Linked DNA regions of Homo sapiens: region 2 is linked to region 1. The links are chromatin contacts, found by Hi-C or POLR2A ChIA-PET in ENCODE. All regions are on one chromosome and are shown on one strand. The core of a region is the stretch at or near the end of the contact, and the rest is flanking DNA. Distances in the headings are between cores, read along the strand shown. Region 1 has its middle 21 kb from the start of FAT2. Region 2 holds the start of SLC36A1 (solute carrier family 36 member 1).

Region 1 (5,535 bases), core at 1,044-3,543:
CTTCCTGCAGTTCCATTGTCGCTGTGGGGTGAGGAGTCTGTGGAGCCAAGGGGAAGGCTTACCCTAAGCCTGTGACCCACCCCCTCACCACTTCCAGATCACATTTTCAGCACCCAAGCTGTCGGTTTCCAGCTCAATAGCCCCCAGCTTACTTTCTAGGCCTCTGCCAGGGGTCTTTCCTCCAAGGGCAGGCTGTACACCTCTAAGGGTAGCCTGAGGGATGGCCAAGTTGTTGTTTGCTGGGAAGGCATTAGGGTGGTGAGGATGGAGCGTGGTCACATGGGGTGAGATGTCTAAGCACCTGCCTATAACCATTTTCCTTGTAGGAAGAGGAGTCAAGAGAAGGCAGGTGGGCTGGAGCCACAGGGCCCTTCATTTGAACTCTTGCTTCGTGCCCTGTAGTATAAGGGATAGACCTGCCTGAAGTCAGTCAGTCCAAGTGCAGAGATGTGGAGGCCTCCCGAAAGGTGTTTGTTTGCCAAGCTGAATTTTTATTGCAATGATGAATGCATGAGACTGCATGCAAGAGAAACTGGATTCTGGCCAAGTTCTGACAAACAGTCCCACTGGATAGGAACGTAGGCTTTGGGGTCAACTACCCGGGTTTCAAAGCTCTGGGACGTTCTAGCTATGTGACCTCAGACACGATCACCTCGGTGAGCCTCACTTTTTTCATGTGACACATGAGATCAATAATTGTCTCTCCCTCATGTTGGATGGAAAAATGCTTAGTACAGTGGTTGGTACCTAGTAAGTGCTTAATTAGAGTGATTCTATGTGACACCAACTGCTGTCTCTGAGTCTCAAGCCCCCTTTAGAAAAGGAGGGGATGATACACTAAATTCAGTGGTTTTTAACATTTCTTCAGACACTCTCCGTCTGGGATTAGGTCTGAAGGAGAAGCATCATGGTGCCCAGAAAGCCCCCTGGGCAGAGCACAGCAGACGAGCTGAGCATTCTCCCAGCATCGGGACTCTGGCTTTGCAGATAGTCTGGACCTGGAAATCCTCATCAAAGGGTTTGGAGAGGAAAACAGTTCTCAGAGTACTGTAATAATGCCTGGGGGTTATAAGGCTCCAGGGTCTTTGCACATGCTGGTCCCTTTGTGGGGAACACCCGTTGTCTCCCACTTCTTAGCAGTGAGCTGCCACTTATGTTTCAGATCTGAAACCTCACTTCCTCAGGAAAGCTCAGAGCTTCTGTTACAGGTTCCTTTTCTCTGTATCCATTCCCATCTACAGCACACATCAAGGTAGGGGAGCATTTGATGACACTCCTCCAAGAGGTCTTTCTTTCAGCTCCATCCAGGTTTAGTGCCCTTCTGAGGTGTTCCCAACAAACCCTGCACTGTGCATTTCACGTGCTTTAAAACTCTGGTCAGCTCCAACTCAACTTCGCTCAGGGTCACACAGCCAATACATGCTGAACACAAAAAGGCTTCTGAGTAGCTGCAATGGGTTCTACCATGTATTTTACTCATAAGGAGCATGTGTTGCCCGGAGATGATATATTCCTTTTTTTTTTTTTTTTCTGGAGACGGAGTCTTGCTTGATGCCTAAGCACAGTACGGTGGTGTGATCTCGGCTCGCTGAAACCTCCGCCTCCCAGGTTCAAGCGATTCGCCTGCCTCAGCCTCCCGAGTAGCTGGGATTACAGATACATTCATTTTGTACCTGATGCAGACATGTAGTTACCTAACAGATTCACTGTTGTAAAGAAGGCAGAGAGAGAAGGGCCCCTGGAATAATTGACAGCTGACAGTGTCAATGAGAGTGATACCTTCAACCAACTCCCATGGTTCCTGAAGCCACCGCCTTTTTCTCCATTGTCTAGCAGCCACCGCGGAGAACCTCATGGAGCAAGGGCAAGAGGAGATGTGAAAGTTCAGGGGAATGGAGGGAGGCTTCCTTGACACAGTAGCATCTGAGCCTGGCCTTGAAGCCTGTCTGGGTGTGATGTAGCCAGGCTGAGACTGTGTGGGTGGATTAGAGAAGAGCAGGTGAAGGCAGGAGAGGCATTTCAGGCAGAGTGAATCATCAGCAAAAGCTCAGGCAAAGAATCATCAGCAAAAGCAGCCAAGATGTCACGCATCCTGGAGGCTCCAGATCAAATAGCTTCCTCCGTTGCATGTTCCCAGAGTGCTCCCTACTCGCCTGTCATGAAGTGCACTGCACCTGTCAACCGGGTCAGGGTGTGCTCAGTACGGGTCTCTCACCGGAAAATAAACTTCTAAGGCAGGAACTTACTTGCCTTAACCACAGTTCTGTCTCTAGGATTGAAAGAATTATTAACTACTCGTCTACCATTTCCGCTATGAAAACAAACCACCCCCCCACCACACACACACATACACCACACCACACACACCCCCACACACCACACACACACATACACCACACCACACCCCCCACCACACACACACACCACACACACCACACACACACCACACACACCACACACACAGCACACACACACCACACACAACACACCACACACACAATCACACAACACACCACACACACCCACCACACCACACACACCACACACACACCACACACACCACACACCACACACACACCACCACACACACCACACATACACCACACACACACCACACACACACACCACACACACCACACACACACTACACACACATCACAGACACACACCACACACACACCACATATGCACCACACACACACACACACACACACACACACACACACACCACATACACACAGACTCTCACAAACCTGTTTTTGTCCTCAGTGCCTAGAATGATGTCTGGCAAGAGGTAAAATTCTCAATTAGCATTGTGAAATGAATGTGTGAATAAGTGACTCTCCTTTATTAGAGGTGAAGCTCTGGGAGGCCAGGGCTCATGTCTTAAGCAATGTTATTTTCCATCTCCTGGCAAAAATGGGGTCAAGTGAGGCCCTGGGACAGAAATGTCCCTGTTATAGGAGCAGATCTCCTGGCTTCCGCTCGGGCAGTAGAGTAGGGCCTCTGCTTCCTCACTCTTCAGCTCTTTACAACCTGCCCCATTCTCCCATCTGGCCTCAACCTTTCTTTCCAAACTTAATTTCCACAACTTCCCCTCAACCGTGGATGTCATAACTCCCATGGATTCCTGAAGCCACCCCTTTGTCTCCATTGTCCAACAGTCACTCTGGAGACCCCTTGGAATAAAGAAATAAGGGCCAGAGGTTCAGTAGGATAGGAGGAAGCTTCACTGAGACAGCGGCATTTGAGCTTGGCCTTGTAAATTGGGTTACAATTTAGCCAGACTGAGACTGCAGGGGTGGCACAGAAAGAACCAAGAAAGAAAGGCATTTCAGGCAGACAGGATCGTCGGCAACAGCTCCAAGGGTAACCAGTGGAAATTCTGAGCACCGTGGCTACTTCCCCTAAGAACACTATGGGATCCAGTGTTACGGAGGTAGCAGAAGGATTGGTGGGGACTGGAAGGGATTCCTGACCTGGCCTCATTTTAGAGAGCGGAAGTCATGGTATCATCAGCAATAACAAAACTGAGATGTGGCCTTTCCTATTAAAGAAACTCACTGTTGACCTTATGCAGGACCTTGCCTTTCCTGGACCTCCTCATCTACAACATAAATGTTCTGAATGAGGCAATCCCGCTAATCTTTCCAGCTCTGAAGTCCCGTGACTAAAACTACTTTCCCCTTAGCTTCTCACTCCAGTTTTGGGTCAGACCCAGGACTTGTGACCAGATATAAGGTCAGTCTTGCTGATTTCAAGACAAAAGAGGGCTCTGTCTGTGCCGCCGGTGCCGGTTTCCCATGCCCAGGGCTTTGCTTATGTGGTTGGTGCATCCGGCTGTCACCGTGTCTATGGTGTCACCTGCTCCTAGTAGCCTTTCATCTTCTGGGCTACTGGAGCATCTCTGGAGCTTGGCCAGGGGGAAGCTGTCACAGCAGGTCAAGGTGTGGAGGTGAGTGAAGGGGGCTGTGGGGACCTGGCAGGGCACTGTGGACACCCTGATGACACTTGGCTCAATGGCACGGCTTCAGCCTTCCTTTCCTATGCCCACATATGTTTCTTGCATCCAGTAGATTTAGGAATGAGTCAGACCTGGCTTGGAATTCCCTCCTTACCATTTACAAGCTGTGGGCATTTGGCCTCATTATTTTACTTTTCTGAATCTCAGCTTCTCTATCAAATTGGAATGATATTAACTATGCATTTGTTTATTAGCTGAATTTGGCCATCCATTCATCCATATATACATTCTTAAAGAAGTGTTTATTGAATACCTACTATGTGCACACACAATGCAAAGGATTCAGTGGTCAAGTTGACATGACCACAGCTCTCATGACACGATGTAATGGGATTGTTGGCTTGCATGTCCAACACCATAGCCACTGACCACCCGTGGCCATTGAGCATTTGAAATCTGGCTAGTATGACTAAGGAACTGAATTTTGAATTTCACTTAATTTTAACTAATCTAAATTTAAATTTAAAAATTTAAAAACTCGGTTCACTTTTAAGTATGCTTGACATAACTTGGGAAGGTGAAACTACTTTTTCAACTATAAATTTCATGAAATCTAAATACAAGTCAAATATCACCGACAAAAATTTAGCATTTGAAGCAAGATATGCTAGAAGTATCTGAAAACATAGTGGATTCTGAAGACATTGCAAGAAAAAAATGAATGAAAAATATCTTACAGAAATGTTTAAATATTGATTACATGTTGAAATGATAACATTGTGAACATATTGGTTAGATAGAAATATATTACCAAAATGAATTTCACCTGTTTCTTTTTGCTTTTTAAATGTGGCTCCTGGAAATGTAAACTCATGTATGCAGCTCACATGCTTTTTCTATTGGACAGTGCTGCGTTAGGCAATTAAACAAGCAATTACAATGTAAACTCATAAAATTATGGTGAGCATTAAATGAGATACTGCCAGTAAAATGCTTAGTTCAGGGCAAGCACTTTGTCAATATTAGCTACAGCTAAGCATCAGACACTGGACTGCACCCCAACTTACTCCTTTCCCTGTCTCAGAGCTGAGCTCTAGTTCCCATTGCTGAGGGTGATTTCTTTCCTAGGAGTCTCCTGGGTCTTTCATGTAAATAGGGTCTTTCTCATCCCATCACACCATCCTTTGGACACTCTGACGTGTGTCTATTACAGTGTGGGCCCAGGTGGGCCCCTCAAAGCCCCACTTGAAACCATCTCTGCCTTCCACCTTCCTCCTCCTCAGCAGTGCACCTTTCTGCCCCACCTCAAAATCTGACCCATTCACCAGGACGTTCTAATTCACTTTTGGATTTCACAGATTGATACTATTCCCCACAATGGGGAGGGGGCAATACAGCATTGCTTTTGCTTCTTTTTTCTTTGCCAAGCAAGATCTTTAAAAAAAAAAAAAAAAATCATTATCATCTTCTATCACTTTATTTTATGAGAAGAAACACTTTCAAAAATGAGACACTTTTTTTTTTGCAGAATTTGACAAACTAATTAAAAATTTACTTGAAAATACAAAGGA
Region 2 (5,535 bases), core at 2,035-4,534, 170 kb after region 1:
TATGGGAAAAAGAGAAAAGCTGGCCTAGGTGTGAGTAATGCTAATCAGTCATGCACTTTGGAAGCGGTTATCAGCACCAGGCCAGGAAAAGCAGAAACAGAAGACTATTCACTCATCTGACCTTTGAAGCGATATCAAGCATTTAAAGAACTGAGATACTCACTGGAGGGGAGGTGGTGGTGATAAAAAGAAAGAAAAAGCAGGAGTACTTAATATGAGAATAGTTACCTGAGACAAGGTTATAAATAGAAACAAAGTAATCACAAAACTGGACATCAGCTCCATCCACTCTACATGCCAGTAAGTGGACATCTGCTCCATCCATCCCACATGCTAGTAAGTGGACATCGGCTCCATCCATCCCACATGCTAGTTAAGTGGACACCAGTTCCGTCCATCCCACATGCTAGTAAGTGGACATCTGCTCCATCCACTCTACATGCTAGTAAGTGGACATCTGCTCCATCCACTCTACATGCTAGTAAGTGGACACCTGCCCCATCCATCCCACATGCTAGTAAGTGGACACCGGCTCCGTCCATCCCACATGCTAGTAAGTGGACACCGGCTCCGTCCATCCCACATGCTAGTAAGTGGACATCAGCTCCATCCATCCCACATGCTAGTAAGTGGACATCAGCTCCATCCATCCCACATGCTAGTAAGTGGACATCTGCTCCGTCCACTCTACGTGCTAGTAAGCGGACATCTGCTCCATCCACTTTACATGCTAGTAAGTGGACATCGGCTCCATCCATCCCACATGCTAATAAGTGGACATCTGCTCCATCCACTCTACATGCCAGTAAGTGGACATCGGCTCCATTCATCCCACATGCTAGTAAGCAGACATCTGCTCCATCCACTCTACATGCCACTAAGTGGACACCTGCTCCATCCATCCCACATGCTAGTAATAAGTGGACATCTGCTCCATCCATCCCACATGCTAGTAAGTGGACATCTGCTCCATCCACTCTACATGCTAGTAAGTCCAGTCCTAGAATGTCACAGACTCTTGAGTTGAAAGAAAACTTAAAATTTTGTCTAGTCCAACCCTCTACCCAACAATCTAATTTCATCTACAACATCCCCGAAGTAATTGCCCAGAGACGATTACCTCCAGTGACAGGGAGCTCCGTGCTCAGTGTTCTAATACAGGAGACCACTAATTCTTTGAAAGTTTTTAACACTTACCAAACACCCTTCCCTTATGGCACTTTCATCTATTGGTCCCAGTTGTAGTCTCCAGAATATTATAAAATAAATGGAATCCCTTTTTCTTACACCGCCTTTGGAACAGAGAAAACTCTGAGCACTTCGAACTGCCACAAGAGGAGGCTGAATGAACAGCTACATGCCTTAAAGGGAAAACAAGGACTCCAGAGCAGGCGAATATAAACGATACAATCAGAAAACAAAGGGAGAGGCTTAAAGCTGTTATCAGCACAGCCTCTGCTGCACGTAGCCTCCATCCCCAGACAAACACAAAGTTTGTCCCTTTCCACTTGACTTCAAGAACATTTTTAACGAAAACATGTTCTAAATGTACAAGTAAGTTAATTACTGTAAACGAGGCTCTAGACAAGAGTCAGAAGAGGGCCCTGATCATGTTTAAAATAATAACAGACAGTTAAAAATCATTTTCAGCTGTTAGTATTTAGCTTAGACATAATACAGAGATAGGAAGAAAGAGGAGGAGGATTTTATAGCAACAGAGGAATAAGCAGAGGAAACTGCTTCCTACACAATTAGATTAAGTCTTGTTGCAAGGCTGATACTCAGTGTACACAGCGGGTAAAATCTCTCGGAATAAAAAAACAAACAGACCCTGGTCAGGGGCACTGGCTCACACCCCTGTAATCGCAATACTTTGGGAGGCCAAGGTGGGAGGATCACTTGAGCCCAGGAGTTTGAGATCAGCCTGGGCAGCATAGTGAGACCTCATCTCTATTTAAAAACAAACAAACAAAAAAACAAGCCTAGAAAGATGCACAACATCCAGATCACAGCAGAAGGGGCCCTTAAGAATTCAATTCCATCACTGTCTAGACTGAGAAACCCAAACGCGAGTCACTTAAGGTTGCCAGGTAAGCGGCAGAGCTAGGACAAAATATCCTGATTCCCCAATCTCTGTTCTGTCCATTGCACCATGATGCTATCTTCAGCAAAATTCAAATAACTGCAAAACGTCCATCCAAATAAGCAATCCCAAATCTGACAAGTTACAGAAAAAATAAAGCAAAGGTCTTTACATTCTTCAAGTTAACGTCAGGGCTCTCCACAACCTCGGCTCAGCCACCTATCTTCCCAGAAGCACATTCCGATTCATATTTCATATTTTGGTGTGACTTACATAGAATGCAGGAAGGTTAGAAACCAAACCTACAGAAGGATGAGTTTGCAGAAAAATAATGAACAAACAGGGAACCACACCCAGAGCAAATCCAACCCCAGCGGTGGAAAATGCAGACAGCTAAAAAGGGAGAGGACTAAAAGAGAAAGGGACAGAAAGGAGTGCCTTTTCACAGGTGAAGTTTCCCGCAGGAGGCGGTGTGGCGAAAAGCAAACAGCTGCTGAAGCTTAGGAACATTTGCATTCTAGTCGCAGGTCTCCGGGTCTCCGATTAACTCACTGGATGACCTTAGGCAAGCCCTTACCCCTTCCCGGAGTAAGGGCTCAGTTTCTCCAACTGTCCTAGGAGGGAGCTGCACCAGACGACTTCCCAGCGTCCTTGCAGTTCTGACCCAAAGACCCATTATGAGCCTGTCTCAAGCAGCGCTCCCGCAGCGGGCAAGACATTTGCTGGAAACGGGGAGACCTGTGCGAAGCGTGAAAGACGCCCTAGATGGTCCTTTGGGTTATCTTCACCATCTACCCCAGTTTCCCCCACCTGTCAGTCAAACAGGACGGTGAGATCCCAACCCCACGAGGTCAAGGGAGATAGCGCGAGGGACAAGGGATCTCCACGCTTCGCCCAATTCACAGAGGGGTGTCAGCGTCGTACCGCAGCTGCGGCCCGGGGACGCCAAGGAGTCGCGGACCCACAGCCCGGGCGGATCCAGTGCCTGACCTGGAGCATCTGCCACGCCGGGAGGAAGGCGAGGTGGGTCCTGCCCAAGGCGGCGAGCGCCGCCAGCCGGCAGCCAGTGGAGGAACTCACTGCTCGGGTTCTGGCCCCAGCTCCGGCTCCGGCTCTGGCTTCAGCACAGCCCACCCTTCCCGGGTTCAGTATCAGCCCCTCGCCATCCTCCTTTGCTGCCCGGCAGCCGCTTCCGGACCTCATCACGTGATCCCACCGCCCACGCCAGAGGCCGAGGTCACGTGCTCCCTTGAGCGGCCGCGCCTTTTTTCTCACTGAGCTCCGGAGCTCTGCTCCACAGCACCACCTGGCGACCTATTACTGCCACTGCTGGAAGGACTATGTTCCTGGGCGCTGGGGACTGCGAATAGGAACTGAACAGGGCATTGATCTTGGGCATGGGGCAGAGTCCAGTCGAAGAGCACTGTCCCTTGAGTTGTGGGTTTGTGAAATATTGCTAATTTTTACACTGGCTGTATTTTCTTTTACACATCTCGATGAGTTTGTATTGCTTTTATAATAAGAAATATGCATATTTTTAAAACTTCCAATTTTTCAGAAGCATACACAAACTATCATCTGTGGTTGCTACTGGAAATGGAACTGTGGGGTAGGGCAACATTATCTTTTAATACATTCAAATTTTTAAAGTAACATTTTTAAATGGATGGCAACATTTCAGTATTGTATTATCTAGGCTTCTCCTTTTACCTCCTTGTTACAGACTTTTCCTTTAACAATTATGTAACAAATAGGCTTCAAGTCAAAAACTGTCACAAGAGACAGAGAAGATCATTGTTTAATAATAAAGGGGTCAATTCATCAAGAAGACACAACTGTAAATATATATGCATGCAAAATTGGAGCACCTAAATACATACAACTAATATTAATGGCCATGAAGGGAGAAATAGATAGCAACACAATAGTAGGAGGGTCAATATCCCACTTTCAACAATGGATAGAGCAACTAGAGAGAAAATAAGGAAATAATGAACTTGAATTGCACTTTAAACCAAATGAACCTAACAGATATATACAGAACTTTCCATTCAACAGAAACAGAATACACATTTTTTCTCTAACACACTTGAAACATTCTCTAGAATAGACCATATGCTAGTCCAAAAAACAAGCCTTAAATTTAAGAAGATTGAAATCATATTAATATTCTTTCAGACCATAATAATATGAAGCTAGAAATCAATGACAGGAGGAATCTTGGAAAATTCACAAATATGTGGAAATTAAACAACACGCTTTTTTTTTTCTTTGAGACAAAGTTGCGCTCTTATTGCCCCATCTGGAGTGCAGTGGTGCAATCTTGGCTCACTGCAACCTCTGCCTCCTGGATTCAAGCGATTCTCCTGTCTCAGCCTCCCAAGTAGCTGGGATTACAGGCACGTGCCACCACGCGCGACTAATTTTGTATTTTTAGTAGAGACGAGGTTCACCATGTTGGTCAGGCTGGTCTCAAACTCCTGACCTCAGGTGATCTGCCCACCTCGGCCTCCCAAAGTGCTGAGATTATAGGTGTGAGCCACCATACCCAGTCCTATGCTTCGAAACAACCAGTGGGTCAAAGATGAAATCAAACGGGAAATTTAAAAAATATTTTCAGACAATTGACAATGGAAACATAACATACCAAAGCTTATGGAATGCAGCAAAAGTAGTTCTAAGAGAGAAGTTTATAGCAATAAATGCCTACATTAAAAGAGAAGAAAGAGACCAATTAAATAGTTTAACATTATACCTCAGGAAACTGGAAAAAGAAGAGCTCACAAGACCCAAAGTTAAAAGAAGAAAAGAAAGAGCAGAACAGAAATAAATCAAATAGACAACAGAAAAAAAAACAGACAAAATCAATAAAACTAGAGTTGATTTTTTGGAAAAAATTAAATTGACGTACCCTTTGCTAGTCTAAGAAAAAAAAGAAGACTAATAAAATAAAAAATGAAAGTGAAGACACTACAACAGAAGCTTCAGAAATAAAAAGAATCATATGGGGCTATTGTGAACAATTATTTGCCAACATATTGGATAACCCAGATGAAATGGAGAAATCCCTAGAAAAATACAACCTACCAAGATTGAAATCAGGAAGAAATGGAAAGCCTGAACAGACTAATAACAAATAAAGAGATTGAAGATGAGACAGGGACTATCTGACTTTCTGGTTTTCTGTTTAAACTTCCCAACAAGACCAGATGGCTTCACAGCTGACTTCTACCAAACATTCAAAGAAGAAGGTTTGTTACTAAACTCTTCCAAAAAATGGAGCTAGAGGGAATACTTCCAAACACATTTTATGAGGCCAGCATCACCTTGATACCTAAGCCAGAGAAAGACGCCACAAGAAAAGAAAATTACAGGCTGATTTCGCTAATGCACATTGGTACAAAATCCTCAATAAAATATTTGCAAACAGAATTCAACAACAATCAAAAAAA

Evidence for each region. A loop is a pair of places that touch in the nucleus more often than their neighbours do. ChIA-PET counts read pairs that join two places held with the same protein, here RNA polymerase II (POLR2A). Pooled maps may share reads with other maps.
Region 2: a loop to region 1 is called in a map with no recorded cell type, with 8 times the contacts of the local background. The contact joins the promoter of SLC36A1 here to the enhancer-like site in region 1. A Hi-C loop is called at or near these places in 2 of 168 maps with a recorded cell type or tissue (IMR-90 and posterior vena cava), 1 of 37 single-sample maps with no recorded cell type and 11 of 50 pooled maps. POLR2A ChIA-PET finds 5 or more read pairs at or near these places in 4 of 52 experiments (A673, GM12878, MCF 10A and 1 more).

The regions. Positions count from the first base shown.
Region 1 is chr5:151,609,794-151,615,328 of GRCh38, reverse strand. No RefSeq gene overlaps it. Among named protein-coding and RNA genes, the nearest start is that of FAT2, 21 kb to the right of the region's middle. Within about 2 kb of position 2,293, at least 4 of the 41 ENCODE cell types and tissues checked have a DNase peak (open chromatin) inside an H3K27ac peak, as active enhancers do; they include GM12878, where a contact is called at or near this core.
Region 2 is chr5:151,445,352-151,450,886 of GRCh38, reverse strand. SLC36A1 (solute carrier family 36 member 1) reads right to left here and starts at 3,284. Exons shown (of 11, transcript NM_078483.4): 1 at 3,074-3,284. RefSeq lists an enhancer at 3,255-3,304.